Regions from separate parts of the Homo sapiens genome. Here region 2 is linked to region 1. Evidence: chromatin loops called from intact Hi-C (ENCODE). Cell type or tissue: heart right ventricle. All regions are shown on one strand. Each heading gives the region's core, and the rest is flanking DNA. Links, peaks and the distances in the headings are about the cores only.

Evidence for each region. Hi-C counts contacts between places; a loop is a spot of excess contacts. Peaks named below come from ENCODE experiments on the same cell type or tissue, not always from the same donor. Only the 100,000 strongest peaks of a DNase experiment are listed, where the experiment ranks them.
Region 2: a loop joins it to region 1, with 2.6 times the contacts of the local background. A loop is called at or near these places in 2 of 110 quality-filtered maps.

The regions. Positions count from the first base shown.
Region 1 is chr6:125,767,581-125,771,976 of GRCh38, reverse strand. No RefSeq gene overlaps it. Among named protein-coding and RNA genes, the nearest start is that of TRE-CTC1-7, 11 kb to the left of the region's middle. RefSeq lists an enhancer at 246-1,168. In heart right ventricle, for the core only: a CTCF peak has its summit at 1,971 (motif pointing right); no DNase peak of the experiment used is centred there.
Region 2 is chr6:125,419,673-125,424,068 of GRCh38, reverse strand. The region is part of intron 1 of LOC102723341 (a long non-coding RNA gene); the gene reads left to right. Among named protein-coding and RNA genes, the nearest start is that of HDDC2, 120 kb to the right of the region's middle. In heart right ventricle, for the core only: no CTCF peak of the experiment used is centred there; a DNase peak (open chromatin) is centred at 1,978; H3K27ac peaks cover 907 bases.

The sequences.
Region 1 (4,396 bases), core at 118-4,117:
GGTTTAATTGATAAATACATATTATATATTTATATATTATATATATAATAGCATAACATATATAATGCTATGTTATATATTATATATAATGTTATAATACGCTATTCTATATATTATATATTATATAGAGAGAATAGCATATATATAATGCTGTTCTATATTAATTCAATATTGAATTAAAATGAAAAATAAAAATAAATGATAGGTAATGTTTGGGCCAACTCTTTGGGATTACGGCATGGAAGCGATAGTTAAGCAAAATTCCACTCCCCTCTATTGCCATAGTTTATAATGGTGCTTTTCCTTTTTTTTTTTTTTTTTTGTTGTTGTTTTTTATTGATCATTCTTGGGTGTTTCTCGCAGAAGGGGATTTGGCAGGGTCATAGGACAATAGTGGAGGGAAGGTCAGCAGATAAACATGTGAACAAAGGTCTCTGGTTTTCCTAGGCAGAGGACCCTGCGGCCTTCCGCGGTGTTTGTGTCCCTGGGTACTTGAGATTAGGGAGTGGTGATGACTCTTAACGAGCATGCTGCCTTCAAGCATCTGTTTAACAAAGCACATCTTGCACCGCCCTTAATCCATTTAACCCTGAGTGGACACAGCACATGTTTCAGAGAGCACAGGGTTGGGGGCAAGGTCATAGATCAACAGCATCCCAAGGCAGAAGAATCTTTCTTAGTACAGAACAAAATGGAGTCTCCTATGTCTACTTCTTTCTACACAGACACAGCAACAATCTGATTTCTCTATCTTTTCCCCACATTTCCCCCCTTTCTATTCCACAAAACCGCCATCGTCATCATGGCCCGTTCTCAATGAGCCGTTGGGTACACCTCCCAGACGGGGTGGCGGCCGGGCAGAGGGGCTCCTCACTTCCCAGCAGGGGCGGCCGGGCAGAGGCGCCCCCACCTCCCGGACGGGGCGGCTGGCCGGGCGGGGGCTGCCCCCCACCTCCCTCCCGGAGGGGGCGGCTGCCGGGCGGAGACGCTCCTCACTTCCCAGACGGGGTGGCTGCCGGGCGGAGGGGCTCCTCACTTCTCAGACGGGGCGGCTGCCGGGCGGAGGGGCTCCTCACTTCTCAGATGGGGCGGCCGGGCAGAGACGCTCCTCACCTCCCAGACAGGGTCGTGGCCGGGCAGAGGCGCTCCTCACATCCCAGACGGGGCGGCGGGGCAGAGGCTCTCCCCACATCTCAGACGATGGGCGGCTGGGCAGAGACGCTCCTCACTTCCTAGACGGGATGGCGGCCGGGAAGAGGTGCTCCTCATTTCCCAGACTGGGCAGCCGGGCAGAGGGGCTCCTCACATCCCAGACTATGGGCGGCCAGGCAGACGCTCCTTACTTCCCAGACGGGGTGGCGGCCGGGCAGAGACTGCAATCTCGGCACTTTGGGAGGCCAAGGCAGGCGGCTGGGAGGTGGAGGTTGTAGCTAGCCGAGATCACGCCACTGCACTCCAGCCTGGGCAACATTGAGCACTGAGTGAACGAGACTCTGTCTGCAATCCCGGTACCTCGGGAGGCCGAGGCTGGCAGATCACTCGCGGTTAGGAGCTGGAGACCAGCCTGGCCAACACAGCAAAACCCCGTCTCCACCAAAAAAATACGAAAACCAGTCAGGCGTGGCGGCGCGCGCCTGCAATCGCAGGCACTTGGCAGGCTGAGGCGGGAGAATCAGGCAGGGAGATTGCAGTGAGCCGAGATGGCAGCAGTACAGTCCAGCTTCGGCTCGGCATTTGAGGGAGACCGTGGAAAGAGAGGGAGAGGGAGACCGTGGGGAGAGGGAGACCATGGGGAGAGGGAGAGGGAGAGGGCTGCCACATGTTCTCATAAGTGGGAGCTGAATGATGAGAACACATGGACACATGGGGTTGAACAACACACACTCGCTTTTTCTGAAGTACAAAAGTTCCAGGTTGAACTTTCTGAAGTTGTTCTGAAAGCAGGTCGAAAATGGTAAATGTGAAAATAAACCACAAGGTGGCGTCCTAGTCTCATGTGTCTCATTCTGATTCTTTAATCAAGTAATCCCACTTTTGAAATGTTGAGGATTTTTTCCCTTTAGTTTCTTTCTTCTTGTCATCAATTGTGCTTTATTTTACTTGTATATGTATATGTATTGTGCTATCAGATTAAAGACTGGGGAAAGCCATTCAAATAAATTTAATGCAACAAGTATGCTGGTTCAGCATATGACGTTCATTCATTCCTTCCTCATTCCATCAGTCATGCATTCATGTATTCATTCATTTAACCAATGTCCAAAAATATTTGTTGAGCCTCTTTTCTGTGTCAGATAGACGCAGGGCAAGAGGTCCTGGAGACTCAATGATAAGCAGAAACATAGTCACTGTCATTTGCTTTGAGTGTGGTGGTGAAGATAGACAGTAATCATACAATCACAAATTTAAATTGTGACTGACAAAGCCTATGAGGAAGAAAGGAGAAATAGGTGGTTCATATAGTTCTACAGTGAGGTTTTGAACCAGTTGGAGATGTCAGAGGAGTGATCCATTTGTTGAGATCTGAAAGATAAAGATGAGTTGCCTAGGTAAGAAGGAGAGAAAGGAACATTCACACAGAAGGAACATGTGCAAGGCCTTGTAGCAGGAGGGAGCGAGGAGAATACCAGAGGCTGAAAGAAAGCCAGGAGGGCTGGATGGCAAGGCAGAGGTATCAGAGAGAGGTGAAGAGAGGCCTGGGAAGTAGGCAGTAGATGGATCTTGCATGGCCTCGTAGTGAGGTGAAGGATTTTGTCTTCACACTAAGAACATTAAGGAGCCACAGCAAGGAAGATGAAGTAGCAGCTCAAAACCCGTGCCCAGTCACGGGTGGTTCAGTAGTTTTATGAGTACTGTATATATGAAAGATCCTGCACTGAGTATTAGTGGCCCAACTCCGTTCACCTTTGTGTGATTTGCTTTTTGATAGTGAGGGACATCACTTGAAAACAGTAATGCAATTTTAATCTCATCTATGCTCACTATATTTTTTTCTTTTGAAGAAACATGACCCCATTGTATTTATTTTGAATCAGACTAAAAACCATTGCTTTTGAAGACAGGAAACATAAAGTGTGCTATCCTAACAAACAGATAGACCTATTTAGCTCATCCACAACAAAATAAAAACCCCTGGCACCTCGAATATACAAGATATAAAAGAAAATGTTGTTTGCTTTGTGGTCACTTCACCTCAGAAAGAATCAAGTACTAGAAATTAGGAGACCTGGATCATGTCACTGTGGGAAAGATGATCTAACGTGGCTATGCCTCCATTTTTCTCATCTGAGAAATGAAGCATAGTCTAGTTTATGTTCTTCTAACTCTGAAATTCTGCAAATCTGTGAATATATTCATAAAAATCAATATGTACATGTTATTCACTTAATGTAAAGAGAATGGATATTGGGGGACTACCTTGGTATATATTTGAATGAAAGTGTCTGAGTGGGAAAGCAGAAATTGTGTATAAGACCAAATGAGGCTAGGCGCGGTGGCTCATTCCTGTAATCCCAGCACTTTGGGAGGCTGAGGCAGGTTGATCACCTGAGATCAGGAGTTCAAGACCAGCCTGGCCAACATGGCAAAACTCTGTCTCTACTAAAAATACAAACAATTAGCCAGGCATGATGGTGGGTGCCTGTAATCCCCACTACTCAGGAGGCTGGGGCAGGAGAATTGCTTGAACCTGGGAGGTGGAGGTTGCAGTGAGCTGAGATCTCACCATTGGACTGCAGCCTGGGCTACAGAGCAAGACTCTGAATAAGAAAAAAAAAAAGACCAAATGAGACTTAATGTGGATATTAAAACATCTTTAATAAACTAAATTTGAATAAGCTGCACTATCATTTATTGATAATATACTATGTGTCAGGTCTTATGAACATTATCTCATGTAATCCTCAGAAAATCCTCAGAAAAAAAATTAGCCAGGTATGGTGGCCCACACCTATAGTCCCAGCTGCTAGGGAGGCTAAGGAGGGATGATTGCTTGAGCCTGGGAGGTCAGGACTGCAGTGAGCTGTGATCGTGTCACTGCATTCCAGCCTGGGTGACAGAGCAAGACCCTGTCTCAAAACAAAACAAAACTATCTTACTAATGATAAAAACAAAGCTTAGTAATTTGTCCAAAGTTCAGTAATTTGTCCAAAGTTGCATAGCCATTAAATCTCAAGATGCATCAGGTCTGTCTGATTTCAAAACCTGTTCCTTTAGTCTTTATACTTATTATACTTTTTGAAGAATTGAGATATTTTATAATGACTTATAAATATTGAATAGAGATAAATTCACTAGAATTATAAATATGGAGTTCAAGTTGTTTATAAGTGGTCTGATGAATAAGCACCAAGAATTTTAAGAAGCTCCCACATCTTAAACAAAATTGCTTAATAAA
Region 2 (4,396 bases), core at 260-4,259, 350 kb after region 1:
CCAAAGTTGAAAGTGTGAGTTAAGTATTTTGGATAGAATGACAACTCATATGCTTCTTCTGGCTCCCAAAAGATCCCCTTAACCCGAGGTGTATGTGAGGCAATGGTAGTCTGGTATCCTTATTCTTCTAGCCTGAACCAACTTAATAGTGTCATGGTTTCATCTTTTATAAAAACATATTAATGTTTTTAATACTATTTCATTTGTTATTTTAACTAAGAATCAAAAATAACTAGTCCAGAAGAGGCATTTGTGGTTCAAGTAATCTACCCTTGGCCAATAAATATGTATTAAGGACCTATCACCTGCCAAGCACTAAATTTATTTCATACAGTGGCTTTCAAATTAAATCTTTCAAAATAGTCCATCATGTGAAACAGATGACATGAAGCACCTTTGGTGAAAGTAGGGCCTCAGTCCTCAACTGGGGCTTTTGGATTGGCCATTGCTCTCCAGGTGGATCCCTGAAGGGTCTGAAGGAATTTGAACACATTTGAAAACTAGTGTTCTGGGTGAAAAGACTGAATAGTCCTCAGAAACTGATAGAAAATGGTTGTGATAATGGCTCAAATGTTGATTCTTCATTCTTTGTTCTATAAAAGATATTTTTGATGTTATAGGTTATATGTCAAACCCTTTAGGGTTTTACCATTTAATGTGCCTTTTTAGTCAAAGGTCCTATAATCTATACCATTCAAATAAATATCCTGAATCTTTTATCTCCCAGAAGCCCTATCCCCTTTGTTAAAAGATAAACTTCGGTACATTAAAATTTTAAAGAGTTAACTTGAACAGACAGCAGTTCATGAATTGGGCAGCATTAAACCACAAATGGTTTGGGTTTCACTGACAGGGTGCAATGTAAAAACGGTTGTAAGATGTCCTCAGAAGAAAGACAAAGAAAATATTTGATTGGCTAAAGTAGAAAATCTTTAGTTAGAATTAGCTGGTAGTTTCTGACTGGTAAAGTGTAAGTTTCATTTTGCTATTTACATTGAGTTGTCTCACTTTGCATATGTAGGAATCTAAGGCCCTAGAGCCATCTTAGCCTAAGAATCACTTGATTAGTCTGTTTAACACTTTTCAATCAGTCATCACTTCTGCATCCCACCAATAGCATCTAGGACATAAAGAACCAAAAGTCTCACCAGGGGCAAAGTGCAAGACTCCCTCACAAATATGCATGAGAGGTAGTCAGCCAGTCCCTAATATACCCCCAATGAAGTTGAATTGATTTAAGTAGGAATTTGGAAAGGTGGAAAGTGCTGTGATTTTTGAAAGTTTCAAAATTACCAATAATATGACCCAAGGCAGGTATCTTAATTTCTCAAGTTAACTGTTTTGTATTTTATAAGAGAGAAAACAAACAATACCTTTCTTATCCAAGAATGACTGATAATAGTCGATAATCAATAAAGGCCAGTTTCTCCTTTTCACTCTGATTCTCAATTGTGAAGCCCCGTACTTCTCACCTGGAAGCCTGCAGGGATGGGACAGAGATGAGAAAGGGCTGTGCTACTATCTTCCAACTACATATGCCTACTGTTTTCCCACGCATGCAGCTGCAGTTATGAAAAGAAAAAGCGAATTCACTGAAAGTGTCAACCAGATTCAAAATAGCCGTTTTTGAAAAGCAACATATCATAAGATTTGTTTTCATTCATGTAAAAGGCCGCAAAACGAGTGATATTAAGAGGTCCTTCAATTTCCAAAGACTGGGAACAGCACTGGGATTCATAAAGCTGGAAACAAAAGTGCAGCCGCCACGCTCTGCCCCTCAGTTGAAGTCATGTTGTCTCCAGAATCCCACCTAGCAGCTGCCTCTCCCCATCCCTCACTATTGGTTATCAGTGGGTAGATAAGGACAATAGCTTTGCTTTTCTTCACTTCATCTGTGGTGTTTCCTGGCTTCCTGCCTCCTCCCCTTCAGTATCCAGGTCTCTCAGGGTCTTGGGAGTCGCCTGAGCAGGCGGGGATGTCTCAGGAGTGCAGCCGGGCAGTCGGGCCGCTGAGTCACAGGCTCTATGGTGTCATTGGCCGGTAGACTGGAAGGAGACAGCTCCGTGGCTGCATCTGATTGCTAATGAGCTTTCTGGGGCCCCAGCCTTCTCATCAGCACCATTTGTTTTTACAGGCTGCCTGCCCTTTGTTGACTTGAGGCTTGTTTTCCCTGCCTTAGAGGCACTCGGAAGTTTTTCCTCGCTGGACCTGGCTGTCTCCTTTTCTTTTGAGACTTCGTGGGAGCTAAATTTAAACTTGATTAACAACATTTAGTCCAAGGAGGGTCAGGATACTATTTTCATGTTAAATGCTGCCCTTTATGTTCTTTTTTGTTTTGTTTTAAGACATAATAGGCCCTCACAATGAGATCCCTTCTGATTTTGTTGCTATGGTGTGAGAGACAAAAAAATAGTATAAAACATTTGATTGGTTGATTCTGATCAGAGGTGGAAAAAGGGATTAATACCTCTTTTGTAAAAATCTATTGACAGGTCTATTTGTAAAACCTCACAAATACTTTTAGTAATGATATTTTTACTCTTTGCTACGAATAACTTCAGGTTAATATTTAGGGATAGCTTGGAATCAGTTGTTCAAGGAAACTTCCAGACTAGACTCCAGATTCCATTCTGCAACCACTAACTTTTCCTTTCTAGCATTTTCCAAGGTGTGATTAAACCGTGAGACTGTAAGTTCCATTAGTGGAGGCACAGCATCTCTTGTGCCCCACCAAGGGGACTGAATATATAAATGGACAATGGCCAGATCACATATGAGAATAGAACTCTGACTTTCCACCTCTGCAGCAATCACTTCTCTAAGCCAAACTATAACCTCTGGCCTAGAGTGGTCAGCAGAACAGAATGGTATGCTCCCCAGACCAATCACATATATGCACCACTCCCAGAAAGCCCACCTTATGCTAGCATGAGGCTCCCCCATGCCAACAGCCTCTAATCAGAGCATACCTGAAGCCTTGCTTCTTCTTCACTAGAAAGATTTGCCAGTCCTCTTCCTGCCTTTGAGTATCTACCAGATGTGATAGTGGCTGACTTCCTAGCTATAACAAATGGAATAAATAGCCTCTGTTTGTTCTCATTTGGGTTGTCTTTATTTTCATAACATGTAATCTCTTGTAATCAGGATAGTGTCTAGCATATAACAAGCCCTTAGGAGAGACTGTCTGAATGAATAAATGAATAAACAAATGACTACACATTAATCCATTTCCGGATTAGAATTCTGTCTTCCTGAGGACCTGGCTTTTCACCTCACCTCTCTAAGTATCTGACTTGTGGCCTTGGAAAAGTCACTCAGTGTGTCTGGGTACCATTTTTCTCAAGCTGTAAACCAGCAAGTTTGGACCAAATAATACCTATGTTTCAAGTATTCCCGGATGCTCATGTTTCAAGTAGCCTTCATAAAACTTCTCTGCAACCATAGCACAGGATGCCCACCTAAATTTCCCCACCCACACTTTACTTAAAGAGGAAATGTACTGAGTGTTTTCTATGATAATCCACTTCTTCTGAATGATGGAAGGAAAAGATAGCTTTTAAGAAAATTAGCTTGTTCCCCCTGAATTATGACTTGGTGAGCCATGATACATGCAAAGTAAATGGAAAGATGATTTTTGTTGCTTATTTATTTATTTGCTAAAGATTCTGAGGAAGAATCATGCTTTTGTGCTGGAAAAACATGTTGTTAAACTCTCTGCACCTCCTCTGCCTTCCCTACACTTACTCACTTGGCTAGGATGCTCCCTCCTCTACTCTAACAATGCAAACCCTTTTGTCTTCAAGGCCTACATCACCCTCCACATTATACATTCACTCTTCCTCAACTTTTCTTGTTTCTGATAATCTTCTGTCTAAACTCCTGTAAGATATCACTTAGAGTGCACATATAGTTTTTTTCTACTGGATTATAAATTATTGAGGGAGGTAATTTGTATCTTCCTATATTTCACATGATGTCATGATAAAGCATAAAGACTATCATTGAATGAGCAAATACAGTGTACCAGCTGGTTTCATTTCTGTTATGTTATTGATTTTCTGCTACCCATGGATAATTGTTATAGACTCCATTTTAAAGAAGGAAAGACTGAGTTTCAGAGAGGTTGAGTAAGTTCTCCAAAGTCACAAGGGCAGCAGTACTGGGTCTCAAAGCCACTTCTTCTGACTTCTGGTTCAAGTTCTTTGAATATCACTACACCTTCCTCCACACTGTAATGATTAAATCTGTTGTTGTGTCCCCATTGACAAATTCAGCTCAAATATCTAAAACAATAACAAATATAGGCTGGAAGACAAAGTTCCAAAGTTTCAAATTATATTTTCGAATCAATTTGAAATTGTAAGTCACAGCGTGGGTTCTTTTTTAATTTTCCTAG